3 separate regions of the Homo sapiens genome follow, and regions 2 and 3 are each linked to region 1. The links are chromatin loops, found by intact Hi-C in ENCODE. Cell type or tissue: Caco-2. All regions are shown on one strand. Links, peaks and the distances in the headings refer to the core of each region. The heading gives the core; the rest is flanking DNA. Region 1 holds the start of LOC124907988 (a long non-coding RNA gene). Region 2 overlaps WDFY1 (WD repeat and FYVE domain containing 1). Region 3 has its middle 92 kb from the start of AP1S3.

Region 1 (10,769 bases), core at 938-8,937:
TTTGAGACAGGGTCTCATGGCTGGGTGTGGTAGCTCACACCTGTAATCCCAGCACTTTGGGAGGCCGAGGCAAGTGGATCACAAGGTCAGGAGATCGAGACCATCCTGGCCAACATGGTGAAATCCCATCTCAACTAAAATACAAAAAATTAGCCGGGCATGGTGGTGCACGCCTGTAGTCCCAGCTACTCAGGAGGCTGAGGCAGGGGAATCGCTTGAACCCAGGAGGTGGAGATTGCAGTGAGCCGAGACCACGCCACTGCACTCCAGCCTGGCAACAGAGTGAGACTCCGTCTCAAAAACAAAACAAAACAAAACAAAAAACAGACAAGGTCTCACTCTGTTGCCCAGGCTGGAGCACAGTGGCTTTATCTTGGCTCACTGCAGCCTCAACCTCCCGGGCTCAAGTGATCCTCTCACCTCAGCCTCCCGAGTAGCTGGGACTGCAGGCATGCGCCACCATGCCGAGCTAATTTTTTTTAACTTTTATTTTTAGTAGAGATGGGGTTTTGTCATGTTGTGCAGGCTGGTCTTGAACTCTTGAGCTCAAGCAATCCACCCACTTCAGCTGTCCAAAGTGCTGGGATTACAGGCATGAGCCACTGTGCCTGGCTAGAACAGTGAACTTTTATCAAGCATTTACTAGGTACCAGGCATCATGCTAAACACTTTTCAGGTAATTATTGTGGTTAATTCTCACAAGAAAACTATGAGTTGGGTACTAATATTATTTCCACTTACTGATGAGGAAACTGAAGCACGGAGAGGTGCTGTAATTAGTCCAAGCTTGCTGTGGTTTTAGCGCGTTGCTTCAGTGACTCTCTGCACACCAAGCCTGGGGCCACTTCTCTGGATGAAGTTTCCATGGCTTCCCTGAGGCCTCAGCAGGACTTGGCCCATGGTTGTTTGAGTTCTGTCTTTGAATCCGTGGAACCTTGGCCCACATCCAGGGTGGCAACTCCATACCTCAGGCTGGATGAAGAGAACGTGGTGTGCAGGACAGGGGGCACTCTTCAGAATTTTGCCCACAAACATCCAAGGTTTGGGTAGAATAAATGTAGCTAAATGAGTGGAGAATGAAGGACAGGCATAAAGGAAAACTCTAAGTCCAGATACAAACTGGAGGCTGCAAGAATAAGGGCAGTGGAAAGACCATGGGCTTGAGAGCCAAGATAACCCAAATTTGAATGCCAGTGCTTTGCTAGTGAGATGATCTTAACAAGTTACTTACTCATTCTGAGTCTGTTTTCCTTTCTGATAAAAGAGGGATAATAACCTACACAGAGGACCTGGAACTATCTCAGTGCTTTCTAAAATATGTTAGGAAAGAGGAAACAAGTGTCAAGGACAAGAATGTGTTTTAAGAAAAAAGATAAAAGGAGGATGAGTTTGCAGAGAAAACCTCCGTGCTGAAAGAATTCCTGGCAATTGATTGCTTCACCCACGCCTAACAACTCTAGGTCAAAGGGGCAGAATGTTTGACTTAAAGGTAAGATGACCAGCCAGGACCTATTACCAATTTAACACTGTTTTTAGACCCACATCAGAAAAAGCCAACATGTAACTACATTCTTAAGGTGGCATAATATCATAAGGACAGAAATTAGAAAGTAAAGTACTTGATTGCCTAATTTTTTTTTTTACTATTATTTTTTAAACAGAGATGGGGTCTTGCCAGGTCTTGGCCAGGCTGGTCTTGAACTCCCGGACTCAAGCAACTCTCCTGACTTGGCCTCCCAAAGTGTTGGAATTACAGGCATGAGCCACTGCAGTAGCCCTGATTGTTTTAAATAGAAGAAGGTAAAGTATTTTCTCACATAAATTTCTGAATGTGGGAGGCAGCCTACTGACATTGCTTCACGTAACAATCTCCACTTTACAGATCCACCAAATACCAGTATGCTTTTATATTCCTTACCCTGCAGAATCCTATGCATGTGACCGCACAGAGCCTGCTTCTGTGTGCGATGACTGTTCTGCTTGTTTGTTGAGTTTCATGTGAAATTCGAGTGGGGCTCACACTGCTGGTGATATTCCAAGGCATCTCACTCAGCTCTCATCATTGCTTTTATTTATTTATTTATTTGAGACAGAGTCTTTCTCTCTCGCCCTGGTTGGACTGCAATGGTGCAATCTCAGCTCATTGCAACCTCTACCTCCTAGATTCAAATGATACTCGAGCCTCAGCCTCCTGAGTGCTGGGATTACAGGTGCCCACCACCACACCCGGCTAATTTCTTTGTATTTTTAGTAGAGACAGGGTTTCACCATGTTGGCCAGGCTGGTCTCAAACTCCTGGCCTCAAGTGATCCACCCACCTCAGCCTCTCAAAGTGTTGGGATTACAGGCATGAGCCACCATGCCCGGCCCACCATTGCTTTTAAACATGCTCATAAGACTGCACCATCTTCACCTGCTTTGGCAAAAGGTATTTTGAGCAGTGTGTATGCAAGGCAGCTTTTTCATGCTGAATTTTATAATTTTAATTAACAATAGTTAACATTTACCACTAGTGTTACCAGAAAGGGGTCCCTATCCAGACCCCAAGAGCAGATTCTTGAACCTTGCGTGGGAAAGAATTCAGGGCAAGTCCATAGAGTAAAAGTGAAAGCAAGTTAATTCGAGAAGTAGAGAAACAAAAGAATGACTGCTTCATAGACAGAGCAGCAGTATGGGCTGCTTAACTGAGTATACTTATAGTTATTTCTTGATTATGTGCTAAACAAGGGGTGGATTATTCATGAGTTTTCTGGGGAAAGGGCAGAGATTTCCCAGAACTGAGGGAACAGACTATATAGGGTAACTTCTATATAGGGTTTTTTAGAGTATATAGCCTATAGTTTTTTAGACTATATATAGGATAACTTCTATATAGGGTAACTTTACAAATGCCATGGTACTTGTAAACTGTCATAGCACTGGTGGGAGTTTTTTAGCATGTTAATGTAATTGGGATGTAATGAGCAGTAAGGATGACAAGAGGTCACTTTCATCACCATCTTGGTTTGGGTTGGTGTTGGCCAGCTTCCTTACTGCATCCTGTTTAATCAGCAGGGTCTTTGTGACCTGTATCACATGCCAACCTCCTATCTTATCCTGAGACTAAGAATGTCTAACCTTCTGGGAATGCAGCCCAGGAGGTCTCAGCCTTATTTTCCCAGCCCCTATTCAAGATGGAGTCACTTGGGTTCAAACATCTCTGATGGATGGGCATGGTGGCTCACGCCTGTAATCCCAGCATTTTGGGAGGCCAAGGCAGGCGGATCACCTGAGGTCAGGAGTTCGAGACCAGACTGGCCAACATGGCGAAACCCCGTCTCTACTAAAAATAAAAAAATTAGCAGAGCATGGTGCCATGTGCCTGTAATCCCAGCTATTCAAGAGGCTTAGGCAGGAGAACCAGTTGAACTCAGGAGGCAGAGGTTGCAGTGAGCCCAGATTATGCCACTGCACTCCAGCCTGGGCAACAGAGTGAGACTCTGTCTTAAAAAACAAACAAACAAAAAACAACAAAAAAACACCTCTGATACTAGTAGTAATAATAGCTATACTTACTGAGTACTGACTAATCCTACCAGCATCTTTAGGAGACATAGGAATTATTATCTTCATTTTACAGATTAGGAAACTGAGGCACAATGAAGTGAAGTATCTTGCCCAAAGTCACTTGACTGGTAGGAGAAGAAGCTGGACCAGTGCTCAAGGCTTCTGGCTGCAGATGCTTCTCTCCTTCTGTAAGACAATCCAGGACTCAGCACAGGACTATGAATCCACAATACCCTGGGTAGGGCTTAGCTCTCAAACGTTTCCCTTTCCAACTCACTTGAGGGCTAGGTAACTGATTGTTCTCCATCCTTCCCAACCCTCCAAGCCCCCAACTATTCTATGGATTTTGAATCACTGTCCTTGAGGTTTGTTCGGTCCCTTGCCCAATATATATATTTACCTAGTGACTTCACTTATGCTGAACCTACACATGGTCATAGGATTACACAGGGAGTTCACCTAAAAGCTACAAAACCAAAGATTACTCATCAGGAGCACCAGGGCTAACTAACGATTCTCTGGCTGATGTTGACATTTAACACCAACTATGGAGTTCAGTATGTTGGATAGGGGGTTGGCAATGTGTGATACCATTAAGCTTCAGACCAAACAAAGACCTTTCATATATGAAGCTCTGTTCTACACAGCTCTAAACATGGCCCCAAACATCACTTTGTTGTATTGAGCAATTGCCTATACCTTCTCCTGGAGTTCTAGGCCACTGGATATGTCAGATAGCCGTAAGCACCTTTTTTCTTTTTCTTTTCTTTCTTTTCTTTTTCTTTTTTTTTTTTTTGAGATGGAGTCTCACTCTGTCACCCAGGCTAGAGTGCAGTGGCACGATCTCAGCTCACTGCAACTTCCACCTCCTGAGTTCAAGCAATTCTCATGCCCCAGCCTCCTGAGTAGCTGGAACTAGAGGCGCATGCCAACACTCCTGGCTAATTTTTGTATTTTTTGGTAGAGACAGGGTTTCACCATGTTGGGCTGGGCAGGCTGGTCTCAAACTCCTGACCTCAAGTGATCCACCTGCCTTGGCCTCCCAAAGTGCTGGGATTACAGGCGTGAGCCACTGGGCTTGGCCTGAGCACTTTTTATAGTGTAGCAATTATTTGAGCATTCAGATTTCTAAAGTAGGATGCATGTGGATGGTGAGTAAATGGTAGCAGAACTCAGATAAGAGTGGGATGCAGCAGTCAGGAATGACACCCATTCTTTTAAACCAAGACCCTGAGTGGGGAAGGCAAGTCAACCAACACTGACTGTAGGATCAACTCAAAAGCTGGTCTTTACATGGGAACACATTCTGGTTACTCTAATGGCTTTAAGTCTTAGCAACCATTACTCCGACATATACTGCGTTTTTGACTGTGACTATAACTGCCAGCCCATATCTAAGGTGCATTTGCATACCATACCTTTTCCTTTTTGATGTAGCCGTGATAACCATCAGCATGCTTTGCTCAAGTACTTCATATTCAGTAGGACTTACCAGATAAGAAACTCAGGAGCTGCTCCTCTCTGAGCCAATGAGAAACTCAGTTGCTGCTCCTCCCAGGGGCACTTATCTTTAGTTGAGTTAGCCTTTAATCAGATTGCCATTATAACTGGGCTCTGTTCTGAAAGAAAGACCTGATAAATCTTGTTTGATGATGCCAAGTAAGTCATGTCTATTTGCAGATTTCAAAGATTATTGCTAAGAATTCAGGCTGGGTGCAGTGGCTCATGCCTGTAATCCCAGCACTTTGGGAGTCCAAGATGGGCAAATTACTCTAGCCCAGGAATTGAGACCAGCCTGGACAACATGGTGAAACGCATCTCTACAAAAAAAAAAAAAAAAAAAAAAAGAGGAGCCAGGTGTGGTGTTGGGTGCCTGTTACCAGCTACTCAGGAGGCTGAGGTCAGAGGATTACCTGAGCCCAGGAGGTCGAGGCCGCAGTGAACCAAGATTGCATCACTGCACCCCAGCCCAGATGACAGAGTAAGACACTGTCTCAAAAAAGAAAATAAAATAATTTAATAGCAATTAGGGCAGGCTTTGCATAATCACATAGACAAAAATGTACTCTTTTGCTGGGCATGGGGGCTCACACCTGTAATCTCAGTTTTGGGAGGCCGAGGTGGGCGGATCACCTGAGGTCAGGAGTTTGAGACCAGCCTGAGCAACATGGTAAAACCCCATCTCTACTAAAAATACAAAAAACTAGCAGGATGTGGTGAATCATGTGGTGTGGTCCCTGCTACTTAGGAGGCTGAGGCATGAGAATCACTTGAACATGAGAGGCAGAGGCTGCAGTGAGCTGAGACTGCACCACTGTACTCCAGCCTGGGCAACAAAGCCAGACTCCATTCCACCCCCCTGCCCCCCTAAAAAAGTCCTCTTTTCCTTTGAATATACACTCTTTTTTTTTTGTAAAGACAATCTAGCATTTTATATTACTCTGTTCTCATGCTGCTAATAAACACATACCCAAGACTGGGTATTTTATAAAGGAAAGAAGTTTAATTGACTCACAGTTCCACATGGCTGGGGAGGCCTCACATTTGTGGTGGAAGGCAAAGGAGGAGCAAAGTCATGTCTTGCATGGCAGCAGGCAAGACAGAATGAGAGCCAAGTGAAAGGGGGAGCCCCTTATAAAAACAACAGATCTTGAGAGATTTATTCACTACCATGTGAACACTATGGGGGAACCTCCCCCATGATTCAATTATCTCCCACTGGGTCCCTCCCACAACACATAGGAATTATGGGAGCCACAATTCAAGGTGAGATTTGGGTGGGGACACAGCCAAACCATATCATTCCACCTCAGCCGCTGCCAAAGCTCATGCCTTCACATTTCAAAACCAATCATGCCTTCCTAATAGTCCCCCAAAGTCTTAACTCATTTCAGCATTAACTCAAAAGTCCATAGTCCAAAGTCTCATCTGAGATAAGGGAAGTTCCTTCCACCTATGAGCCTGTAAAATCAAAAGCAAGTTAGTTACTTCCTAGATATAATGGGGGTACAGGAATTGGATAAATACACCCATTCCAAACAGGAGAAATTGGTCAAAATGAAGAGGCTAAAGGCCCCATGCAAATCCAAAATGCAGCAGGGCAGTCAAATCTTAAAGCTCCAAAATGATCTCCTTTGACTCCATGTCTCACATCCAGGTCACGCTGATGCAAGAGGTGGGTTCCCATGGTCTTGGGCAGCTCCACCCCTGTGGCTTTGTAGGATACAGCCTCCCTCCCAGCTGCTTTCACAGGCTGGCATAGAGTGTCTGTGGCTTTTCCAGGCACACAGTGCACGCTGTGAGTGGATCTTTCATTCTGGGGTCTGGAGGCTGGTGGCCCTCTTCTAACAGCTCCACTAGACAGTGCCCCAGTGGGGACTTTTTGTCGGGGCTTCTACCCCACATTTTCCTTCCTCACTGCTCTAGCAGAGGTTCTCCATGAGGGCCCCACCCCTGCAGCAAGCTTTTGCCTGGACATCCAGACATTTCCATACATCCTCTGAAATCTAGGCAGAGGTTCCCAAACCTCAGTTCTTGACTTCTGTGCACCCACAGGCTCAACACCATGTGGAAGCTGCCAAGGCTTGGGGCTTGCACCCTCTGAAGCCATGGCCTGAGCTGTATCTTGGCCCCTTTTAGCCATGGCTGAAGTGGCTGGGACACAGGGCACCAAGACCCTAGGCTGCACATAGCAGGGGGGCCCTGGACATGGCCAGGAAACCATTTTTTCCTTCTAGGCCTGAGGGCCTATGATGGGAGGGGCTGCCTCAAATGTCTCTGACATGCCCTGGAGACATTTTCCCTATTATCTTGCCAATTAACATTTAGCTCCTCATTACTTATGCAAATTTCTGCAGCTGGCTTGAATTTCTCCTTGGAAAATTGGATTTTCTTTTCTATCACATGGCATCATCAGGCTGCAAATTTTCCAAACTTTTATGCTCTGTTTCCCTTTTAAAACTGAATGTTCTTAATAGCACCTAAGTCATCACTTGAATGCTTTGCTGCTTAGCAATTTTTTTCTGTCAGATGCCCTAAATCATCTTCCTCAAGTTCAAAGTTCCACGAACCTAGGGCAGGGGCAAAATGCCACCAGTCTCTTTGCTAAAACGTAGCAAGAGTCACCTTTACTCCAGTTTCCAACAAGTTCCTCATCTCCATCTGAGAGCACCTCAGCCTGGACTTCATTGTCCGTATCACTATCAGCATTTTTGTCAAGGCCACATTTTCCTGTCTTCTTCTGAGCCCTCCAAACTCTTCCAACCTCTGCCTGTTACCCAGTTCCAAAGTCGCTTCCGCATTTTCGGGTATCTTTATAGCAGCGCCCCACTCTATCAGTACCAATTTACTGTATTAGTCTGTTCTCACATTGCTAATAAAGACATACCTGAGACTGCATAATTTATAAGGAAAGAGGTTTAATTGACTCACAATTCCACGTGGCTGGTGAGGCCTCACAATCATGGTGGAAGGCAAAGGAGGAGCAAAGTCAAGTCTTGCATGGCAGCAGGCAAGGGAGAATGAGAGCCAAGTGAAAGGGGAAACCTCGTATAAAAACATCAGATCTCACGGACTTAACTCATTACAAGGAGAACAGTATGGGGAAACCAACCCCACGTTTCAATTATCTCCCACTGGGTCCTTTCTGTGACACATGGGAATTATGGGAGTTACAATTCAGGATGAGATTTAGGTGGCGACACAGGCAAACCATATAAAATTTATAGTGTGATAACATTTGAATAGTATTAATTAGTAGATATAGGTGATATGGTTTGGCTGTGTCCCCACCCAAATCTCATCTTGATTGTAATTCCCACGATTCCCACATGTTGTGGGAGAAACCTAATGGGAGGTGATTGAATTATGGGGGTGGGTCTTTCCTGCGGTGTTCTCATGATAGTGAATGAGTCTCACAAGATCTGATGGCTTTAAAAGGGGCGTTTCCCTGCACAAGCTCTCTTCTCTTGTCTGCCGCCATGTGAAACATGGCTTTCGCCTTCCACCTTGATTGTGAGGCCTTCCTGGCCACATGGAACTCTAAGTCCATTAAACCTCTTTCTTTTGTAAATTGCCCAGTCTCGGGTATGTCTTTATCAGCAACGTGAAAATGGACTAATATGATAGGTCATCTGGATTAAGATGCCATTAAACCCCTAGTGCAGAAGATGAAAGTGACTCTAGGTATATTTGCCTCATTCTTTAATAATTTTACATTCTCACAGTTTCACATTGTGCTGTGTCTACACAAATCCTAAGGATGTCATGAACAAACAATAAGGCAGACCAACCCTTGGTGATATGTATGTAGCTATGTTTTGTTTCATTTTAATGAATTTGTGGTCTTTAGAGATAATGGACAAAAGTAATTTATGGATGGACCTGGGGCCTGGAAGTCCAAGCCTTTTCCTGAAGAGGGAGGGGCCTACTCAAGGCATCCACTGTGGAGGACATCCCTGGTGACTGTAAACCTGTGGCATCTGGCTTGCTGGCTTTTGCCCTTTCCTTAGGGATCTGTCTGGCACCCACCATGGCTCTGGCTCTGGACTCATACCCCTCTTTTCATAAACCCTAACTGCATGGAAAGCATGTTGTAAACATGCTCATGTAGAAATGGAAACAACTCGAGAATTTGTATACTGGCCTTCCCTGGTGATTAATTTCAATTGGCAATAAAAGCCACAACCTAAAGGAACTGAATGTTTGAGGAATTCAAAGAGTCATTTCTATGGGGGCATGTGTGTGTGTACATGCACACATGTCTATGAATTAAGTTATACACAGACTTTGAATTTCACGGCCAGATGACCAGATTCTTCTCAAATCTGAAAAAAAAATACATTTAAAGTCTCACCCAATTGGGCACGCAGCTCTTTGAACAGTTTCTTCCAGCATTATGTCCCTATGCCCTGCAGCCTAATACCTTCTCAAGTTGATCTCCCCCCAGGCACAGCCTTGTTCCAGCCACACATTAACCCCTTGCCCTGTACTCTGCCCCCATCATCCTCATCCTGACTGAGAACTAAGCTCTGATTTTTTTAATCTTGCCCAAATTCCTATCTAAGGGGTCTGGAGGGTCATGCCCTATAAACCATAAATTCTCATCAGATGGGTTTTATTTAGCTCTATATATCATGAGTTACTTTGCAACCTGACTCTGGCATAACATTACAAGACAAGGAAGAAAATAAAAATATTTTACCCCAAAACATGTTTCTTTGCCATATCTTGAAATGGCCCTGCAAAGCTGTCCTTTGTGGGGGAAAATTTGCATCTGCGGAGAATCTCCATTAACATAGCTGGATCTTTTTCTTCCAGGTACCCCCGTGCCATCCCCCGCAATAGTAAAGATATTAACTAAAAGTCTAGCACCTTTTAAAGATCTGAATAGGAAACATGTGTCATCGGTTGTCTCTAAGGGCAGCCACTTCAAAAAGAACCTTGTTCTCCACAATCTTTTATCTTAACCTGAGCATTTCCTTTCTATCCATCCCAGGTCTTTAGACAAACTCAACCAATTGTCAACCAGAAAATGTTGGAAGTTCCCTCCTACCCCGCCCGCCTTTGAGTTGTCCGGCCTTTCTGGACCTAACCAATGTATTTCTTAAATATATTTGATTGATGTCTCATGGCTCTTTAAATGTATAAAAGCAAGTTGTGCCCCAACCCCGGCCACCTTGGGCACATGTTCTCAGGACCTCCTGAGGACTGTGTCCACAGGCCATGGTCACTTATATTTGGCTCAGAATAAATCTTTTAAAATATTTTACAGAGTTTGACTCTTTTCATCAACACGACTCAAAACCCTGTGACAAATCTTCCTTGTCTAAATTATTTGGCATAAGTTGTCTTCAAAGTATTGGTCTTAACCTACACTAGCAGCTTTAAAACACCCACTTTCCTAACTTTCTCCATGTTCCAGCTAAACTACGGGGTAAGTGTGAAGACGAGAGCTATCCAAAGACTGAACTTGGGTATGACAACATGTAGAGGTTTGGGAGATGAGGGGGATTCAACAATAACAAAGGGACATGGCCAATGAAGGAGAAGGAGAGCCCAGAGAGGGGTGCTGTAGAGGCCAAGAAAGCAGTTTTTCTTCCTGGAGAGGGACAGGAGCAGTGTGGTCTAATGCTGCTGATGTGTGAAATGAGATGAAGGCTGAGTGTTGCCCATTGGATCAGACAGTACAAGCTCATGGTGATCTCATTGGTAATCTTATAAAA
Region 2 (10,769 bases), core at 1,750-9,749, 77 kb before region 1:
CATTATTAGCACATATATACTGATTTCATGATGTATTTTTGTCATACTTCATGGTGAAATAATCTCTTTATTCATTTTTCTTTGTCAACCACATACTACTTTGCTCAAAACACTTCCCTTCAAGGTCAAGGTGAATCTACAGCAGATCACCGTCAAAGAAATTTTAAGTAAAAAGTCGCCTGTGTGGATTTTTTTTCTCTTTCTCCTCGTCTTTATACTTGATTTAGACACTTAGCGTCAGTAGAGTCCAGTTGCAAAGGTTAATGGGGAGATGAGGGTGCTTATAGTGCAACCAGTATTGATGGGGGCATTTTTGGTTTCTAGGTTATGGTTTATAGAAAATACAGCCTAGTATGGAATTCCTGGGATACCTGCAGTGTCCCATAGAGGCTTCGTCCTGCTGTGCTGTTCCCTCGCCGAAACCCTCTTCTCAGTTTCATTTGCTTGATTAACTCCTTCTCATCCATTAGGACTTCTTGTGCGATGTTTGCCAAATCCCCCAACCCACTATACCACCATTCCCACTCCCTAACATTAATCTACCCTTTTTCTGTCCTCATAGCTCTTACCACATTATATTGTTACTGTTACTCATTTACATATTTGTCTTTACTAATTAAACTTTTTCTGGCTGGGCGCAATGGCTCATGCCTGTAACCCCAGCACTTTGGGAGGCCGAGGCAGGTGGATCACCTGAGGTCAGGAGTTGGAGACCAGCCTGGCCAACATGGTGAAACCCCATCTCTACTAAAAATACAAAGATTAGCCAGGCATGGTGGCAGATGCCTGTAATCCCAGCTACTGGGGAGGTCGAGGCAGGAGAATCACTTGAACCCGGGAGGTGGAGGTTGCACTGGGCTGAGATAGTACCATTGCACTCCAGCTTGGGTGACAAGAGTGAGACTCTGTCTCAAAAATTAAAAAAATAAAATAAAATTTTTCTAACATGAAAAACAGTGTAAAGCTTATAGTAATGTCTCAAGTGTTAGTTTGATTGAATCAGTCAACAAATCTGTTAGGGAAAAAGAAGCATGGAACGTAATCTAAAAATAGGCCACTGTCTGGGTGTGGTGGCTCACGCCTGTAATCCCAGCACTTTGCGGGGCCGAGGTGGGTGAATCACTTAAGGTCAGGAGTTTGACACCAGCCTGGCCAATGTGGTGAGACACCCCATCTCTACTAAAAATACAAAAATTAGCTGGGTGAGGTGTTGTGCGCCTGTAGTCCCAGCTACTCGGTAGGCTAAGGCAGGAGAATTGCTTGAACTTGGGAAGCGGAGGTTGCAGTGAGCTGAGATTGTGCCACTTTACTCCAGCCTGGGTGACAGAGTGAGATTCTCTTTCTCAAAAAAAAAAAAAAAAAAAAAAAGAAAAGAAAAAGGCTGCTATTCCTTATTAGAAACTGTGCTTCTTTGTGATTCCTTTAATTTGTGTTTTAAGACTTCTAGGCCATGGATAGGGTTCGAGACTTTTTTTTTTTTTTTTTTTTGAGGCAGGGTCTCACTCTGTCTCCCAGGCTGGTGTGCAGTGGCACAATCAGAGCTCACTGTAGCCTCCACCTCCTGGGCTCAAACGATCCTTCCACCTCAGCCTCCTGAGTTTGAGACCACAGACATGTACCACCACTCCTTGCTAATTTTTGATTTTTTTTTGTAGAGATGGGGGGGGGTCTCACTATGTTGCCCAGGCTGGTCTTGAACTCGTGGGCTCAAGTGATCCTCCAGCCTCAGTCTGCCAAGTAGCTGGGATAACAGACGTGTGCCACCATGCCCAGCTAATTTATTTTTATTTTTTGTAGAGACAGGGTATTGGTATGTTGCCAGGCTGGTCTCAAGCCCCTAGGCTCAAGTGATCCTCCCACCTCAGCCTCCCAGAGTACTGGGATTACAGGTCTGAGCCACTGTGCCTGGCCAGACTTTGTAATGTAAGAAAGTGTTGCCTAGATCCTCCATGGACTCCAGCCTGTCTAGATTATTCCTGCTCTTCAGTGATTAGAGTGGTTTCTAGGCTTCTTGATGGCACAAGGATCACAAAAAATTATTTTTATGCTAACAGTGAAAAGATTACAGCAAGAATGGTTTGGAGTAAAAAAAAAAAAAAAAAATCTGCAGGTTTTCAGCCAATCTGGCTTCTGGAAGGGTGATATTTGTTTAAAGGGGGTGCAAATGCTGGGGCCACCCAGTGGCTTCTTCCCTGGATAAAATCTGCCTGTGGTGACATCAGCAGTCTAATTCTTGGTCACAGACCCTTGAAGCTGTCCTGTGGGAGGGGATGGAAATTTCTGTTTTTCTCAGCCAATCTAATTCTCCTCTACAAAATGAGGCTGGTTTCTCTGCCTTTTAATTTAGAGAATAAATTCAATAACAATCTAACATTTTCTCTCCCTGTTACCAAAGGAGAAAGACTTCTTTTTGCAGCAAGAATGAACAGGGCAGAATTCCAGAGACTCGTTGGAAGGAAATTGCTATTTATTCGATAAAAACAGATGGCAATGATAGCTATGTTGTTCGTTCCCCCTTTCAGGCAAACGTCTTAATGTTATAGAAACCATCTAGCATGCCAGAAGTACACTTTTTTTTTTTCCTGTATCCCCTGGAGGTACTGTCAGACTAGGAAAAAATATCCTTTGCTATAGGTGACAGAAATGTTCACAGATTTACCAAGATTTGAAATAGTATCAGCATCCCTAAGAATGACCAGAAAATCAGATTTTCTCAGAATTACTGTTTGCCCAGAGTTTAAAAGAAATCAGGACCTTGGACTTAATTTGTAACATATAGTATGCCCTTTTAAAATGATTAATTGAATGATCTCTTTTTATCAGTTTAGAATTTAAGGATGGTTAAATTGCTTTAATTTAGCTGTTTTTGGAGTGATTAGGGTGTGTTTTTGAGAAAGTTTAAAAAAGATATTCAGTTTCAGAGATATTGCTGTTTCAGGCCAGGTAGAACTTGGTGTGATTTTGTAGAAATAATTATGTGCTAGTTGAGTCTGCTTATTAAAGTCTGGACATCAATTTCAAGGTAATCGACCCGGCGCCATGGCTCATGCCTGTAATCCCAGCACTTTGGGAGGCCGAGGTGGGCGAATCACAATGTCAGGAGATCGAGACCATCCTGGCTAACACGGTGAAACCCTGTCTCTACTAAAAATACAAAAAATTAGCCAGGCGTGGTGGCAGGCACCTGTAGTCCCAGCTGCTCGGGAGGCTGAGGCAGGAGAATGGCGTGAACCCAGGAGGTGGAGCTTGCAGTGAGCCGAGATTGCACCACTGCACTCCAGCCTGGGTGACAGAGCGAGACTTCGTCTCAAAAAAAAAAAAAAAAAAAAAAAGGTACTCATACTGGTAATACATACTAGAAAATATGTATTGAACCCAAATGTATACCCTTATGGAATTACAGGTTTAAAAATATTTCCAGTGCCCTTTCTGGTATGGGGAAAAAAAAAAAATTAGACCAATTAGGCCAGGTGCAGTGGCTCACGCCTGTAATCCCAGCACTTTGGGAGGCCGAGGTAGGTGGACCACTTGAGGCCAGGAGTTCAAGACCAGCCTGGCCAACATGGCGAAACCCTGTCTGTACTAAAAATACAAAAATTAGCTGGGTGTGGTAGTGCATGCCTGTAGTCCCAGCTACTTGGGAAGCTGAGGCAAGAGAATTGCTTGAACCCGGGAGGCAGAGGCTGCAGTGAGCTGAGATCACGCCACTGCCTCCAACCTGTGCAACAGAGCAAGACTCTGTCTCAAAAAAAAAAAAAAAAAAGAAAGAAAAATATTAATGACTCCTGCAAGATGCCTCCTGGTTTGTGAGCCAGTGCTTTTCAGAGGAAAAAATTGTACCTTGAATCTATCTTTGCTCCTACTGTATTGTGGCTTAAATAGATGAGGCTTTCAAGACTTAGTGATTCCCTTAAGTGTATTTTAACCTTATTTTTAATTGGCTCTTTGATAGAGTTTAACAGTAGAAATAAAAAGGAATCCTTCTACTTATTATGATCATCAGGCATATCTTTCAGCAGATCAAAGATTAATCTCCCTGGAATAAACACTTTATTCTTAATCATAACTGTGGTTATAACTCCACTTTTCATATATCTACTATAGGAAGGTAAAGCATACAGAAGTTTTATCCTTGGTAGACAGGATAACAAACATTACTATATGATATTTAAGAGTAATAACTTTATTTTGTACTTCAGTGACTGCTTCCATTTTTAAGGATTCAAATTAGCACTTTTGCAAAATGGGAATCCTGTATTTCAATTAAGAGTTGAAATGGAGTTATTCGTACTATCTACTTTAAAATCCTTGGCATTCAATAAATGCCAAATGCTTTTTATTTTTAATTTTAACCTCAGATTCCTATGGTTCTTAAAGGTATATTATTTATTTGGAACAGAAAGCATGGTGTCAGTTAGCTCGTGCTACATAACAAACTACCTCAAAACTCAGTGGCTTAAAACAGCAGGGATTTGTCATTGTTCATGAGCCTACAGGTCACCTAGGCAGTGCTTCTGGCCTCAGCCAGGCTCACTCATGCTTGTGGCCAGCCGTGGGCCAGCTCTGCTGAGCTTAGCTGGACTCTTTCTCATGCCTGGGAGTGAGCTTGCTACAGGCGGGCCGAGGATGGCTTCAGCTAGGACAGTTGAGCTCTCTCCCATGTCGTCATTTGTCCTCTGGTAGGCTGGCCCCTGTGGTTCATGTGACGTGGCAGTCTTCCAAGACACAGAGTGAGAGCAAACCAGGCCTCAGGACCCAGTACTAGCACCCCATTCAGCCACATTTTTTTAAACATAGCGTCACTAGCCAACCCATATTCAAGGCTCAGAGAAATAGGCAAGGCACGGCAGTTCATGCCTGGGAGGCCAAGGAGGGCGGATCACGTGAGGTCAGGAATTCGAGACCAGTATGGTCAACATGGTGAAACCCCGTCTCTACTAAAAATACACAAACTTAGCCTGGCGTGGTGGCGCATGCCTGTAATCCCAGCTACTCAGGAGGCTGAGGCAAGAGAATCGCCTGAACCCGGTAGGCGGAGGTTGCAGTGAGCCGAGATCAAGCCATTGCACTCCAGCCTGGGTGACAGAACCGGACTCCGTCTCAAAACAAAAACAAGGCTCAGAGAAATATATTCCATCTCTTGATGGAAAGAGCTGCAAAATGGCTGATTGTAAGGAGCGTGGATGCAGGGAGGAGTAAAGAATTGAGCACATTGTTTTTTAAATTGTTTCACCACAGGCACTTACATACAATATCGCACGCTGTAGCTAGATTGGGCTAAATCTAGAGCTGGAGGTAGTGAGAGACTTTGTTGGAATCACCACTCGTATTTAGCACAGAGGTCAGTATTTCTTTGAACCAAGTGAGCTTTGAAGTTAGACCTGAACTTTTCCATACTCTGATTTATTTGGGGGGAAAAAGTAATTTACTGCTTCTTGTTTCCTTATTGTTTAGGAATTACTGCTTTGGAGGATAAAGTGTGGATTTCTAAAAAGCCTTTAAAAAAGTTTTACTTACTTACCACATAAGGCTGCTTTGCTTTGAATTGTTTACTTTGATAATGTTTTAAAGATGAACTTTCACCATCTTGATAAGAGAGAAAGTTGGTCAAACAACTAAATGAAGTCAGTCTGATGCAGTGCTGCTGTTGGTTTGTGTGATTTTCAGATCGTATCTCTCCTTGCTTCTGCTTCCTTAAGTGTAAAATGAAGGCAGAAGCGCCTGTCATCCCTGCCATCAGGATGTGGCACCTCGTTCTCAACAGACCACAAGCTTTTCATGAATCTTTATTTTTTTAAATTTTTTTTAGAGAAGGTGGTAGAGGGAAGTTCAGGGAGGTGCAGGGAGGTGGGAAATCACAGAGTTGCTTTTCACGAATCTTGATGTGTGTCTAGAATGCAGGAACATTCTTGTGTGTGCCACAACAGTTCAGTGTTGTGAGCTTGCAGGAAGTTAAGCAGGAGGCTGGGCACGGTGGCTCATGCCTGTAATCCCAGCACTTTGGGAGATCGAGGTGGGCAGATCACCTGAGGTCAGGAGTTCAAGACCAGCCTGACCAACATGGTGAAACCCCATCTCTACTAAAAATACAAAAATTAGCTGGGCATGGTGGTGGGTGCCTGTAATCCCAGCTACTAGCGGGGCTGAGGCAGGAGAATCGCTTGAACCCGGGAGGCGGAGGTTGCAGTGAGAAGAGATCTCACCATCACACTCCAGCCTGGGCATAAAGAGCAAAACTCTGTCTCAAAAAAAAAAAAAAACAAAAAACAGAAAGAAAAAAAAAAAGAAGTTAGACAGGGACACATGCTGATGGAGAGGCACAGTTTATTGCCTTATAACTTTCAGGCCCAAGAGCTAGGTGCCTTTTGGGAGCATCTTCTCCTTCACTGTCCTTCTGCATCTGATGTCTTGGCCAGCTCTGCTGGCTCTGCCTTCTGCTCACTGCTCCTTTGGGAACGATGCTATCAAGGCCCCTGGCTACCCAGGCACCTCTAGTCTGGTGTCCAGGTCCATGTCTCCTTTTTGGTCCTGGGGCTCTCTCACCCCCCCTGCAATAACATCTGCAGACACGTTGAATCCACTAATAGACTCACTGGGGGCAGATGGTGCTCCAGAATCCCAAGCCTGACCCAAGGCACAAGTTCATTTGAAGGCCAGCATAGGCCAGGGTGAGTGTACTCAGCGATGGACAACTGAAGCCTCTGGCATCTGCCTTATGGAAAAAAGGAAAGTTGTGCCACTATATTTGAAATTGCTTCGGATTCCAATGACTTCTGTTTTTGCTTTTGGTGGGGACAGCAATTTAAAGGATAGACTCTTAGGGAGTGGAACATTTTAACATGTAGAATTTTAGGTAGCCACTCTTGAAAACCACATAAAATAAGTCCCTAAGTGCCTCAAGGCTCATTGCGCAAAATGTTTAATTGTGGCTCACTGGGGAGGTCGGTCAGCAGGTATCCTGCTGTTCTGCCAGAACTCAGCCTCCGTATCTTTTCTCTGGGGTTCTCACAAGGAGCCCAGGACATTGTCTGCCTTGGAGGTGGGTTCTCTTCTCCTCCCCTTCTCCTGTCCTTTATCAGCCTCCCTACCTGCCCTGCCCAGCCTGATGTAGTGTGGTTGCATAATTTAGTTATATGATTTGATACAAGCATACCTTGTTTTATTGTGCTTCTCAGATACTGCATTTTGTACACATTGAAGGTTTATGGCAACCATGCACCAGGCAAGTCTATCTGTGCCATTTTTCCAATACATTGTGCTCACTTTGTGTCTCTGTGTCACATTTTGGTAATTCTTGCAATATTCCAAACTTTATTATTATATCTGTTGTGGTGGTCTGTGTTCAGTGATCTTTGATATTACTATTGTAATTGTTTTGGGGAGCCACAAACTGTGCCCACATAAGATGGCAAACTTAAATGATAGTGTGTGTGATCTGAATACTCCATCAACGGGCTGTTACCCTATGTCTGTCTGTCTCTCTCTCTCTCCCTCCCTCTTTCCCTGCCTCCCTCCTTTCCCCCTTTCCCCCCAGGCCTCCTTATTCCCTGAGACACAACAATATTGAAATTAGGCCAGTGAATAACCCTACAATAGCCTCTGAGTGTTCAAGTGAAAGGAAGAGTCACATATCTCTAACTTTAAATCAAACGTTAGAAATGATTAAGCTTAGTGAGGAAGGCACATCAAAAGCTGAGACAGGCCGAAAGCTAGGCCTTTTGCACCAAACAGCCAAGTTATGGATGCAAATGAAAAGTTCTTGAAGGAAATTAAAAGTGCTAATCTAGTGAAAACATGAATAAGAAAGCAAAACAGCCTTATTGATGATACGGAGAAAGGTTTAGTGATCTGAATAGAAGATCAGACCAGCCACAACATTCTCTTAAGCCAAAGCCTCATCCAGAGCAAGGCCTTAATCCTCTTCGATTTTATGAAGCCTGAGAGGGGTGAGGAAGCTACAGAAGAAAAGTTTGAAGCTAGCAGAATTGGCACATTAGGTTTAAGGAAAGAAGCAGTCTACATAACATAAAAGTGCAAAGTGAAGCATCAAGTGCTAATGTAGAAGCTGCAGCAAGTTATCCAGAAGATCTAGTGAAGATAATTGGCAAAAGCAATTACATTAAACAATAGATTTTCAATGCAGACCAAACAATTCTTTTGGAAGAAGATGCCATCTAGGACTTTCATAGCTAGTAGAGAAGTCAGTGCCTGGCTTCAAAGCTCCAAAAGATAGGTTGACTTTCTTCTGTGGCTAATGCAGCTGGTAACTTTAAGTTGAAGTCATTGCTCATTAACCATTCCAAAAATCCTAAGACCATTAAGAATTATGTTAAGTCTACTTTGCCATGTGCTCTATAAATGGAACAACAAAGCCTGGATGACAACATGTGTGTTGACAGCATGGTTTACTGAATATTTTAGGCCCATTGTTGAGACCTACTGCTCAGAAAAAAAGATTCCTTTCAAAATATTATTGCTTGTTGGCCGGAAACGGTGGCTGACACCTGTAATACCAGCACTTTGGGAGGCCGAAGCAGACAGATCACTTGAGGTCAGGAGTTCGACACCAGCCTGGCCAACATGGCAAAATCCCGGCTCTACTAAAAATACAAAAATTAGCCAGGCACAGTTTTGCACATCTGTAAGTCCAGCTGCTCAGGAGGCTGAAGCATGAGAATCGCTTGAGCCTAGGAGGCAGAGGTTTCAGTGAGCTGAGATTGTGCCACTGCACTCCAGCCTGGGTGATGGAGTGAGACTCTGTTTCAAAAATACACATACACACACACACACACACACACGCACATATTTGTATATATATGAAATACACACACATATATATGTAAATGTATGTATATTTGCTTATTGAAAATGCACCTAGTCACCCAAGAACTCTGAGGATGGAGACATACCATGAGATTAATGTTGTTTTTCATGCCTGCTAATACAACACTCATTCTGTAGCTCATGGATCAAGGAGTAATTTCAACTTTCAAGTTTTGTGATTTAAAAAATACACTTTTGCTGGGCATACTGGCTCATGCTTGTAGTCTCAGCACTTTGGGAGGCTGAGGTGGCAGGATCACTTGAGTGACCAGCCTGGGCAGTAGAATGAGACTTTATAAAAGCCTTAAAAAAGTTAGCCAGGTGTCGTGGTGTGTGCCTGTAGTCCCAGTTACTGGGGAACCTGAGGTGGGAGGATCCCTGGAGCCTGGGAAGCATAGGTTGCAGTGAGCCTTGATTGTGCTACTGCACTCCAGCCTGAGTAACCGAGGGAGACCCTGTCTCAAAAGAAAATTTTTTTATAAGGCTATAACTGCCGTAGATAGTGCCTCTGATAGATCTGGGCAAAGTAAGTTGAAAACCTTCTGGAAAGGATTCACCATTCTAGATGTCATTGAGAACATTCATGATTCTTGAGAGAAGGTTAAACTGTCAGTATTAATAGGAATTTGGAAGAAGTTGATTCCAGCCCTCATGGATAACTTTGAGGGGTTCAAGCCTTCAGTAACTGCAGATGTGGAAATAGCAAGAGAATTAGAATTAGAAGTGGAACATATAGATGTGACTGAATTGTTGTAATCTCATGATAAAAGCTGAATGTTTAAAGAGTTTCATATGGATGAGCAAAGAAAGTGGTTTCTTGAGATGGAATCAACATCTAATGAAGATGCGGTGAACATTGTTGAAATGGCAGCAAAAGATTTAGAATATTCCATAAACTTAGGTGATGGAGGAGCAGCAGGCATTAAGAAGATTGACTCCACTTTTGAAAGAAGTTCTATTATGGGTAAAATGCTATTAAATTGCATTGCATGCTACAGAGAAGTCTTTTGGGAAAGGAAGAGTCAATCGATGCAACAAACTTCTTGGTTGTCTTATTTTAAGAAGTTGCCACAGCCACGCCAACCTTCATCAACAACCATCCTGATGGATCAGCAGCATCAACATTGAGGCAGGACCCTCCACCAGCAAAATGATTACCCCTCGCTGAAGGTTCAGATGATCGTTAACTTTTTTTTAGCAATAAAGTATTTTAAAACTAAGGTATGTACATTGATTTTTAGATGTAATGCTACTGCACACTTAACAGACTATAGTGTAACTACAGCTTGCATATGGGAAACCAAAAATTTGTGTGACTCACTTTGTTGCGACATTTGCTTTATTGTGATAAACCTGCAATATCTCTGAGGGTTATAATAATCTCTGTGTTATGCTTTTTTTTTTTTTTTTTAGGAACAAAAAAGCTGACCATTTCATAAACATTTTATTGGGGCTCCAGGACTTCATAACTATTTGTAATGATTATATAAGCTATTGAATTACTCTATCATTAACCCATTTCATTCTTTAACATATTTTCCCCATTTTTACTCCTTGGATAAAGCTTATATGAAGTTTTTTAAATTTGTAGTTCCTTTTTTATTCTATTAAATGATTTCTATAGAACCAATTTCCAAGCCTGGAATTCCTTAATCAAAGTTTATCATTAGTGTTGTTGTCATTATTATTGGGCAGGTGTATTTGTTTCTCTCTATATTGGAGCAAAATTCTTGCCAAATAGTTCTAATTTACAATTCTGACAAAGAAGTATGAGAGCCCTAGAAGTGGCATTTTGTTATTGTTTTGAGTTGTTCCTTTGCTTTCCCTGCACAGCAGTACATTTTAAAAACATTTTAATCTGAAACATTTAGCATAAAAAAGAATCAATTTTGGAATTTTATTTACTTGGAAAATAAATGAATCATCTACAGTGCTGAACAATGATA
Region 3 (10,769 bases), core at 1,625-9,624, 110 kb after region 1:
CCCATCACTTTGGGAGGCTGAGGTGGGCGGAAATTACCTGAGGTCAGGAGTTTGAGACCAGCCTGGCCAACATGGCAAAACCCCGTCTCTACTAAACAATACAAAAATTAGCCGAGCATGGTGGTTCACACCTGTAGTCCTAGCCACTTGGGAGGCTGAGGCAGGAGAATTGCTTGAACCGGGGAGGTGGAGGTTGCAGTGAGCCAAGATGGTGCCACTGCACTCCAGCCTGGGTGACAGAGTGAGACTCCATCTCAAAATAAAATAAAATAAAAAATAAATAAATAAAAACAAGTTTGCATTGTCGAGTTTTGGAGGAGGGACTTCTCATATGTTTCAGAAGGAAAGGAGAGAACAGAGGAAGAATACATTTTTTGCTGGTCTTGAATTTGCAGCCTCTCTTGAAGGTTGGTTCATTCATGGTGGAATTATGGCCAGTGGAATGTGGGTTGAAGTAACCCATGCCCACTGCAGGTCTGGCTCACAAAACTCTCCCATATGAGACCTCCATTCTTTGTTTACAGCTAAACAAAAAGACTCCAGGACCCAGAGAAGGCAGAGCCATGAGATGGGAGGAATCTGTAAAAAGGCTGTCAGGAAAGCCAACCAACTAGGACAGCCAAACTGGACTAATATATGCAACAGAAGTCAACCTCTATTGTGTTACGCCACTGCACTGGGGTTGTTACAGCATTGAGCATGCCCCAATGCACAAAAAAACTGTGCGCTACCATCAGGAGGATCAGGATATATGAAATCAAGTTTATTTACAGAAAGTGCACAAATAAAGCACCCTTTAGAGATAACACAAGCGACTATCTGGAAAAGGGTGGATAATAAGCATGATTGGGAAAGCAGGCTTCTAAGAAATAGATACCAAAATGTAGAAGTAGAAAGATTGTGATGTTGCCATTCACACATCATGTCAGTTTTGTAGAGGCACAAATTGGGTCCCACGGGTTATCCTGCACCTGCGTACAAATTTTGTTTGACTGTCACTGTATAAAAAAATTGAATCAATCATGTTATTTCACATACAGTCTTTTGTTTTTCTTGGAAAATTTTAAGAGCTGGCAATATTGACCCTGCACTTCTATATGGCAAGAATCAGCTGGAGCTAGAGGGTTGCACTGCTGTTTCCCACAGCCCCCACCTCTGCACCTGCCCACTTCTCTGGGCATTTTCTTTTCTTTCTTTTTTTTTGAGACAGGAGTCTCACTCTGTTACCCAGGCTGGAGTGCAGTGGTGTCATCTTGGCTCACTGCAACCTCTGCCTCCCGGGTTCAAATGTTTCTTGTGCCTCAGCCTCCCAAGTAGCTGGGATTACAGGTACGTGTCACCACTCCTGGCTAATTTTTGTATTTTTAGTAGAGATGGGGTTTCACCATGTTGGCCAGGCTGGTCTTGAACTCCTGACCTCAGGTGATCAGTCTTTCTCAGCCTCACAAAGTGCTGGGATTACAGGCATGAGCTACCATGCCTGGCCCCCTGGGCATTTTCATTTGACCCCTATGCTAGATTTTTACCCTGCTTCTGTGGTTGCAGGTGCAGCCCCTTAGTTTGCCTTTTGAGACCCTCCATGATCTGAGTGCTTCTGTACTTTTAAATCACATACCCACCCTCCTTCACAGTTCCTTCAGGTTGATGTATGATTCTCTTCTTGTTGGCTGTTGCTTGTTCTGTTCATTCCTTTTACCTAAATGTTGTTTGCTCCATTTCCCTATATCCAGATTCTTTAACACCCAACTCACGTACTACTGTCTTCCTGAATCCTCTCTCATTCCATTCTTTCTCCCTTCTCTGAAATCCCTTTGCATTAAATCTATGCCTCACAAGGTACTTAATTTATCACTTTTAATGTTATATTGCAGATATTTAAATATAAATTACCTGGACATAAAAAGTCCAGGATGAGTGGGAGGGCTGTGTGTGTGTGTGTGTATGTGTGTGTTAGAGAGAAATAAATAACTTTTCTGAGTCTCCTAATGGTCTATTGATATCTTACATACATTGACACAATTTCTCATAGCTACTAGATTAGAGTCTAAAACCTCTCCTTTAAAAAGATGTATTTTTCTTTTTTATTTTTTTTGAGACAGGATCTCACTCTGTCATCAAGGCAGGGGTGCGGTGGTGTGATCTTGGCTCACTGCAACCTCTGCCTCCCAGGCTCAAGTGATTCTCCCACCTTTGCCTCTGGAGCTGGGACTACAAGCACATGCCACCATGCCCAGCCAATTTTTGTATTTTTTGTAAAGAGGGGTTTGTTTGTTTTTTTCTGGCTGGGTGCAGTGGTTCAAACCTGTAATCCCAGCACTTTGGGAGGCCGAGGTGGGTGGATCACCTGAAGCCAGGAGTTCGAGAGCAGCCTGGCCAACATGGTGCATGGTCTTTACTAAAAATACAAAAAATTAGCCAGGCATGGTGGCAGGTACCTGTAATCCTAGCTACTTGGGAGGCTGAGGCAGGAGAATCGCTTGAACCCAGGAGATGGAGGTTGGAGTGAGCAGAGATCGCACCATTGCACTCCAGCCTGGGCAACAAGAGCGAAACTCCATCTCAAAAAAAAAAAAAAAAAAAACAGAAAGTTTTTTTTCCATGTTGCCAAGACTGGTCTCGAACTCCTGAACTCAAGTGATCCTCCCACCTCAGCCTCCCAAAGTGCTGGGATTACAGGCATGAGCCACTGTGCCCGGCCAAAAGGTACATTTCTTTTAATACTGCCAAACTAGAAGATTTTTGAAGAATCACAAGAAGTTCTTGAATCTAGTAAGTTGTATGATCATTTCTAGAGTATATCATCAAATAGTTTATTTTTAATCAAGAGAGTTTTTACTGTCTCTTATGTTGTCTTGAATCCAGAAGTAACATTAAAATATTGTACTTCTGAAGCATGATAGGATTCCAACATTTCAGGTGACAGGTGACACTCTACTGTCCAGGACCTTTTCTGTTCTGTCTACTACTGGGTCCCTACCACCCATAGCAGTGCCTGGCACACAGTAAGATATCAGTAACTGCTGAAAGTTGAGGAACATGGTGATTACTTGGTTGCTGCTGTTCTTGTGATAGAATGATCAAAATTAAAACTGAGCACTTAGCAGTGGCACCATGAGGATGTGTTTTCTTTCTTGGGAAATAAAAATAAGAAGTTTGGAAGCAGAAGTTAAACTGCCACATTTCCAAGCCAGCCTTCATTCAATACCATTCACGTGCATGACACACCAAGCTTTTATGTTGAAGCTATTCATCTGGGTGGGGAGCCCATTGCCAAGACTTGCCGGCATAATGAAAAAGAACCTGATGGCTTGTTGATGTGATTGTACAAGGAGGAACAGGCTTTTCAAAACTATGATTCAAGTCTACCCAAATATGTGCACTTTTTGTATTTTTAAATGTGTCATGTGGATTATGATTTTAGTGCAAGATTATGATAGGGGATCACTTATTAAGATTAGAAAACTTTTTGATTATTATTATTTCCAAGTCATGAAGTAGAAAGCAGTGGCATGCTGATTTCGCTCTGTCTCTTCAGTCTTCCTTTTGCCCTTTGCTACAAAAATGTGTTGACTTTCTCTTTAGATACCATGTGAGATCTGTGTAAATGCAAGTGATGTGAAGATAAAGCCTAGGAAGGTGTATCTGTAAACAAAAATGGAAAAATACCCTTAAAGAAGCTTAACTGTAGCTGAAAGTGATAGTTACCAGGAGAATGATTGACTACCAAGTATATTGTATACTAGACCTAGGTAATACATTATTCATAAGGGACAGGAAAAGTAGTTTCCCTCCTTTCCTCCCTCCCTTCCTTTTCCTTTTCCTTCCTTCCTTCCTTCCTTCCTTCCTTCCTCCCTCCCTCCCTTCCTTCCTTCCTTCCTTCCTCCCTTCCTTCCTTCCTTCCTCATTTAGAACAGATGAGCAAGTGAGGAAGAACAGATAATAGTAAAAGAATGATATTTCATGTTGATAAATGTAAAGATTCCCTATATGTTTGATTCACACACTTTGTGCTCTTGTTTATATATGGAAATGTAGTGAAACAAGAATTTAGAGTGAACAATGCAAAAAAGGGCTGAGAGCCAAGTTAAGGCCCTTTATACAGTATTGACTTCTCTCAATTGTTCTTTTTTTTTTTTTTCCTTTTGAGATGGAGTCTTGCTCTGTTGCTCAGACTGGAGTGTGGAGTACAGTGGCGTGATCTCAGCTCACTGCACCCTCTGCCTCCCGGGTTCAAGTGATTCTCCTGCCTCAGCCTCCTGAGTAGCTGAGACTATAGGCATTGACAACGACACCCAGCTAATTTTTGTATTTTTAGTAGAGACGAGGTTTCACCCTGTGGGCCAGGCTGGTTTTGAACTCCTGACCTCAAGTGATCTGCCTGCCTCGGCCTCTCAAAGTGCTAGGATTACAGGCATGAGCCACTGCACTCAGCCATCAATTGTTCTTAATAATTGCCTTTTAGTGACAAAGGCAAATTATAGGCTGTAGAAAATTAGGCTTAGTGATAAAGGGTCCATGTTATAACCAAGTGTTTCCTTTGGAAGTGTATACTATGGGAGTGGCTCCTTCACTTGCTCCCAATAAAAATCACACTGCAAAAACTAACACTTAGAAAAATAAAACTCCACAGAAAATTGCTTGGGAAATCACACTAAACAGAAAATTGATTGTATATTTAGTAAAAATTGCAAATATTAATATTTAGAAAAATAAAACTGAACAGAAAATTGATTGGGAAATCATAGTGGCATCTCTCTCTCTCTCTCTTACTCTTTCTTTCTCTCTCCTCCTTGTCCTTAGAGAAAGCAGAATATTCAAATCAGGACTGCTGCCTGTGGGCAGTCTGCCCTATACCAGGGCTTCCCAATCCATTTGCTATGCTATGTGGTGTGACATGAATGCAGTGCAGGTGACCTGAAGGTATTGATCCTTTGTCCCCAGAGGAGCCTTTTTTCTTTTCCAAAGGAAATGTACCAAAAATAGGATTATTTTCTATGAGTACCATGACATAAAAAGGTTGGGATGCTGTGCCATAAACTACTTTCTAACAACTAGCCTTACAAACTTGACCCTATGCAGAAGATTTAGAAAAGTAATCGGATTAATATGACAGTCCAAATGCACTGAGCTGTCGTGCATGTCCTGAGCCCTCCACCTGGAATATCCTACCTTTTTGTCTCCTGCCTTGGGAATGCCCCACTCACTGCTGACCTGGTAACTTTTGGTCACCATCCAGGGCTCAGCTCAGTGCCAGCTCCTGTGAAACTATCCCCATGACTCCCTTCCCCAGCATTAATGGATTTTATTGGGTACCACAGGAGCAGAGAACACCGTGGCTCCTATATATGTGAACCTACATGGACAACAGGCCATTTCTCCCTCAAAAGTGAGCTTCTGCAAGGCAGAGGCTGTGAGCTTATGTTGCTATTCAGATGGATTACTTAATGTTTATTACATCAATGCTTTTGTCACACTTTCAAATTCACAAGGAAGGAAGTGCATTCAAACCATAGCCATGGGTTTCCTACCCACCACATCCCCACATCCCCCTGGATACATTTAACTGTAGAGTCAGGGTCCTGCTGTTTCTTTTGGTCCTTGATTTATTCATTTATTTATTTTTTTGAGATGGAGTCTTGCTCTGTAGCCCAGGCTGGAGTGCAGTGGTGCCATCTTGGCTCACTGCAACCTCCGCCGCCTGGGTTCAAGCAATTCTCCTGCCTTAGCTTCCCAAGTAGCTGGGATTACAGGCATGCACCACCACACTCAGCTAATTTTTTATATTTTTGGTAGAGACAGGGTTTCACCATGTTGACCAGGCTGGTCTTGAACTCCTGACCTCAAGTGATCTGCCCGCCTTGGCCTCCCAAAGTGCAGGGATTACAGATGTGATTAACCATGCCCAGCCTTCCTTGATATTGTTGATAGAGCCATTTGAGGAGATTTGTTTTTCTTTGCTGACAACCTGTACCGGAAACGGTTAACTCTGCATGTCTAGGTTGCTCAAGCTCTGCACATTTAAAAACTTGCCTCCAGAACTGGCTGGCTCTTGAGACATAACGTCTGAGCCCCTGGAATGTTTTGCCTGATAAGAGTGTTCTGCATACCCCAGCCTTGGGCCATGCTGTGTCAGTGTGACCAGATAGGTTGATCCTAGCTTTGTGATTTATGCCAAACACTGTCTTTGCTCTGGGTGAGGGGGCTGGAGTCTGGGTAGCTGAGGTCAGTCACATGGGTGCTGCATGCCTAGGTAACTGGTGTCTAGGTAAAACCAAAAGACACCGATGTTTGGTGAGCTTCCCTGGTTGGCAAAACTTTGCATATGTTGCCACATGTTGTTGCTGGGAGAATTAAATGCATCCTCCTGTGACACCACTGAAGGGAAGCTAGAAGCTTATGCCTGGCTTCTCCTGGACGTCCCCCCATGTGCCTTTTCCCTTTTCCTCATTCTAATTTATATGCTTTCACTGCAATAAACTGTAACTGTGACTATAATGGCTTCAGAATCCTGTAAGTCCTTCTAGGGAATCATCGAGCCTGAGGGTGGTATTGGGGACCCCCGACACAACCCAATTCAGATGCTATTGTTCAGTAGTTTGGTATGTGAAAACAATTATGGAGGCCAGGCACGGTGTCTCACGCCTGTTATCCCAGCACTTTGGGAGGCCGAGGTGGGCAGATCACCTGAGGTCAGGAGTTGGAGACCAGCCTCCAACTCCTGAGACCAGGAGTTGGAGGTCAGGAGTTGGAGATCACCTGGCCAACATGGTGAATCCCCGTCTCTACTAAAAATACAAAAAATTAACCAGGCATGGTGGTGCATACCTGTAATCCCAGCTACTCGGGAGGCTGAGGCAGGAGAATCGGTTGAACCGGGGAGGAGGAGGTTGCAGTGAGCAGAGATCACACCATTGTACTCCAGCCTGAACAACAAGAGTGAAACTCCATCTTAATCAAAAAAAAAAAAAAAAGAAAACAGTTTGGGTACCAGGAAGGGGACAGTTGGAGGGAAAGTCTGGGAAGGTGTTTTGGGGGCAGAGTGCAGTGGGGTCTGTGAGAAGGTCAGGCCTTCTCAATTTCCTGGGATTATGTGGTGAGAGCCAGAGTTGACATGGCTGAGTAAAAGCTCTCAGCCAATATTTGAAATTAGTACATTTCAGGCTTTGTTTCTTCTCATTCAAAACGTATCTCCATATTCCCAGGGGAAGGGGACAGTAAGCAAAGGGTTAGTATGTATGACTGGCAATTTTGCCGATTTGAAGGTTCTAACTGCCCAGGGCAGCTTGCCCATCAGCCTTGCTAGGACTGCCCTGCTGGAAGCAGGGACCATAGACTTGCATGGGACTGGTGAGAGGCAGGCAGGCTTGCCCAGCCTTGTTGGCTGCTTAGCCTTTCAAGGCCGTGGGAATTGCTTTACAGAGGCCATTTAACAACATTTCAAAATTAGCACCTAGAATCCCTTAGTTAATTGATAAGGTGGGTTTTGGACCTGAAGTGTTGGGGTTCATGACCTGACTCTGTCCCCTGCCAGCCGTGTGGCTTCTGGCAGGTAATTTCTCCCTGCCTCGGTTTCCTCATCTGTGCTCAGGACAGGGTCTGGCACCTGGTAAGTGCTCAACAAATGTTAGCTGCTGTTCTTGGTTTCTCTTCTGGATCTCTCTGATAAGCAGCAAAAGCGCTATCCTAACCCTATTGTAGGGAAGAGGTTTTATGTTGCCTAAAATAGCTTCATTGAAGAAAAAGGCCCAGAACTGGGGCACCATTTTGTAAGCTGGTTATAGAAATTGCACTTCAAGGCCAGCCACAGTGGCTCATGCCTGTAATCCCAGCACTTTGAGAGGCCATGGCAGACTGATCACTTGAGGCCAGGAGCTTGAGACCAGCCTGGTCAACGTGGCTCTACTAAAAATACAAATTTAGCTGGGGTGGGGGATAGAGGGGAATGGAGAGCATGGGGAGGATGGGGGGTATAGGGGGGTTGGTGCATGTCTGTAATCCCAGTTGCTCAGGAGGCTGAGGCATGAGAATCGCTTGAAACCAGGAGGCAGAAGTTGCAGTGAGCTGAGATCTCACCACTGCACTCCAGCCTGGGAGACAGAGCGAGACTGTCTCACAAAAAATAATAATAATAAAAAAAAGACATTGCACTTCAATACCATTTATTACATAGTATATTCAAAGGAGAGGGTTTCTTTCTGTAAATAAGTTGGGGTGTGTTTCCCTGGTGGTCTTCCTCCCCCACTTCCCCGTAGGCTCTATCTTGACTCCCTTCCGCTGCTTTCAGCTGGGAAGGACAAATTCTTGCTTCACCAAACAAAGCAAGTATAAGGCTAATATCATCCCTGATGCCAAATGGACAAATCTGACAAAATAGGAACTAAATCATAGACAAATTCTTAGGTTTAAGATAATCTCTTCTTTTGACATATTCAGAATAACCCCAAAATAAGGCTCATTTTTGTCCAGGTTCAGAAGGCCACAGACCAACTGTGATCCCTGAAACAGAGTAGTCCAAGTGTGCTGAGAGTCTGATGTGACCTGGCTACCTTATAAGATATAGCTAGCCGGTCCCTCCACAAGACAGCAAACAAGGCATAATATGGTATTTTATTTCTCTGGGGCCATGGACTCCATTTTCAAACTCTTAAAAGATTAAGCAATATTGGAATGTTTAAAGAAATGAATAAAAATCCCTAGCAAAATTTCTTTGTCTTTAACAAAAATTCAAATGGTATTCAGAAAAAATGAAAAGTAAACATAATATCCAATATTGGATGACACAGGTAAACAGCATACATTGCGGAAGAAGAATTTGTGTGTGTAAAAAACATTATAATGATCATGCCTGTTTCCCCAGGAATTATGAGACTCTAACTCAGGGATCTGCAAATTATGGTCCTTGGACCAAATCCAACCTGTGGACTATTTTTGTATGGCCAGCCAGGAAGGTAAGAATGGTCTTTACATTTTCAAAAGGTTATTAAAAGAGGAAAGAGAGGAGGAGGAAGGGGAGGAGGGAGGGAGAGGTATAAGAGAAACTCCTGTGTGTTCAATGCAGATGTTGAATAAACTGTACATTTGAAACTTGTTGATATTCTGCCTTAAATGGAAAGAACTTCGCTTAAAGGAAGAGGCCCTTATAGCTCCTGATACCTGTGCTCTTGCTTTTAGGACACTTATAGCAGGGAGGTGACACCAGGGTCATACCGTCTAGCCCAGGATACTATTTTCTCCCCTCTTGAGGAAGCTTCTCCATTTCCTGGAAGCCTGCAGCACCCCTTCTTCCACATTCTGCAGAGCATGGTATGGATACGAGGCATTCTTATGCTCTTTAATTGATTTATATGTCTTTCTGAAATCAAGTACTATAACGTATTGATACGGTGGGAGGGGGGTCAGGGAAGTGCTGGGTAGAAAAGGGCAGGGTTACTGGCGAGGGCTCCACCCTCAGGCCTGTGCCCACGGACCTAAGTGAGAACAGGCACTCCTGTTTTTTTGTGCCCAAATGTTTCATTTTCCAAGACCACTCTGGCCTGCCACACCCCATTCCTGTGCCCATATAAACCTGCAACCTTAGCGGGCACACATACAAGTGGTTGAACATCCAGAGAAGCAGAGGAACACACCAGCAGACACCAGCAGACCAGCAATGTTGGAACACGTGGCAGAGAAACAGAGAAGGGGAGTTGGCCAGGGGCAGTCAGAGGAAAGTCCAGCTGCTGGGTGGCCTGACTCCAGGGGAAGACCACCTTCCCACTCCATCCCCACTTCCCACTCCCCACCCATCTCACTGACAGCCACATCCACCACTGAATAAAACCTAGCACTCATCCTTCAAGCCCATGTGTGATCCAATTTTTCCAGTATACTGGGCAAGAACTTGGGATACAGAAAGCTGTCACACTGGCCGTCTGCCCTCTTGATAAGGCAGAGTGTCTAATTGAGCTGATTAACACAGGCTGTCTGCAGACAGCAAAGCTGAAAGAGCACACTGTGACACACACCCACTTGGGCTTTGGAAGTTGCAGGCACCCACTCCTAGACGCTGCTGTGGCGCTGGAGCCCGAAGGTGCCCCCATGGGCTCTGTACCTGCCCATCTGCACACTCCCTCTAAGGGTTTGAGCAGCAGGGTGGCTGAAGGAGTGAGCCACACCCCTGTCAAACGTCCTCTGAGGGTGGTAAGAGAACTCTCCCATTTCAGCATGTTCCATAGATCTCATTGCGTGTGACTTTTGTGGTTATTTCTGTAGAAGTCTGGCTTCAGAGTCTTGGGCAGGAATATAATCAGGGATATATTATGTTGCATTGAAAAACATCAGACATAGCTTTCATTGTTTGCCCCACTGCTTGTTGTTTTAGTGTTTCCAATGCAGAAGAACTTGAGAGGAATTTCCAAACCCAGGCCCAATGCCTAGCGATTTCTTTGGGATGAAGCACAGTACAGCTAAGATAAAAATCAGATCTATCCCCTCTGTTGCTGTAAACCCCACAGTGGTCTCTGTTGCCCATGGGATAATGTCCACTCTTCTTGTTGTGGAACCAGATATATATATATCTGGTATAAATAAAACCAGATATATACACACACACATATATATATATGGTATAAATTAAATTAAATTAAAAAAATATATATTTTAACTTAATTTAAAGTTCCAGGATACCTGTGCAAGACATGCAAGTTGGTTACATAGGTAAACGTGTGCCATGGTGTTTTGCTGCACCTGTCAACCCATCACCTAGGTATTAAGCCCCACATGCATTAGCT

What was found. Peaks named below come from ENCODE experiments on the same cell type or tissue, not always from the same donor. Only the 100,000 strongest peaks of a DNase experiment are listed, where the experiment ranks them.
Region 2: a loop joins it to region 1, with 5 times the contacts of the local background. A loop is called at or near these places in 5 of 110 quality-filtered maps.
Region 3: it touches region 1 in a loop (5-fold over the local background); 2 of 110 quality-filtered maps call a loop at or near these places.

What each region holds. Positions count from the first base shown.
Region 1 is chr2:223,846,809-223,857,577 of GRCh38, reverse strand. LOC124907988 (a long non-coding RNA gene) reads left to right here and starts at 551. Exons shown (of 2, transcript XR_007088099.1): 1 at 551-1,800; 2 at 10,043-10,310. In Caco-2, for the core only: no CTCF peak of the experiment used is centred there; DNase peaks (open chromatin) are centred at 1,437, 1,967 and 5,077.
Region 2 is chr2:223,924,681-223,935,449 of GRCh38, reverse strand. The region is part of intron 1 of WDFY1 (WD repeat and FYVE domain containing 1); the gene reads left to right. Among named protein-coding and RNA genes, the nearest start is that of WDFY1, 15 kb to the left of the region's middle. In Caco-2, for the core only: no CTCF peak of the experiment used is centred there; DNase peaks (open chromatin) are centred at 4,779 and 5,664; H3K4me3 peaks cover 1,116 bases.
Region 3 is chr2:223,740,079-223,750,847 of GRCh38, reverse strand. No RefSeq gene overlaps it. Among named protein-coding and RNA genes, the nearest start is that of AP1S3, 92 kb to the left of the region's middle. In Caco-2, for the core only: no CTCF peak of the experiment used is centred there; a DNase peak (open chromatin) is centred at 6,107.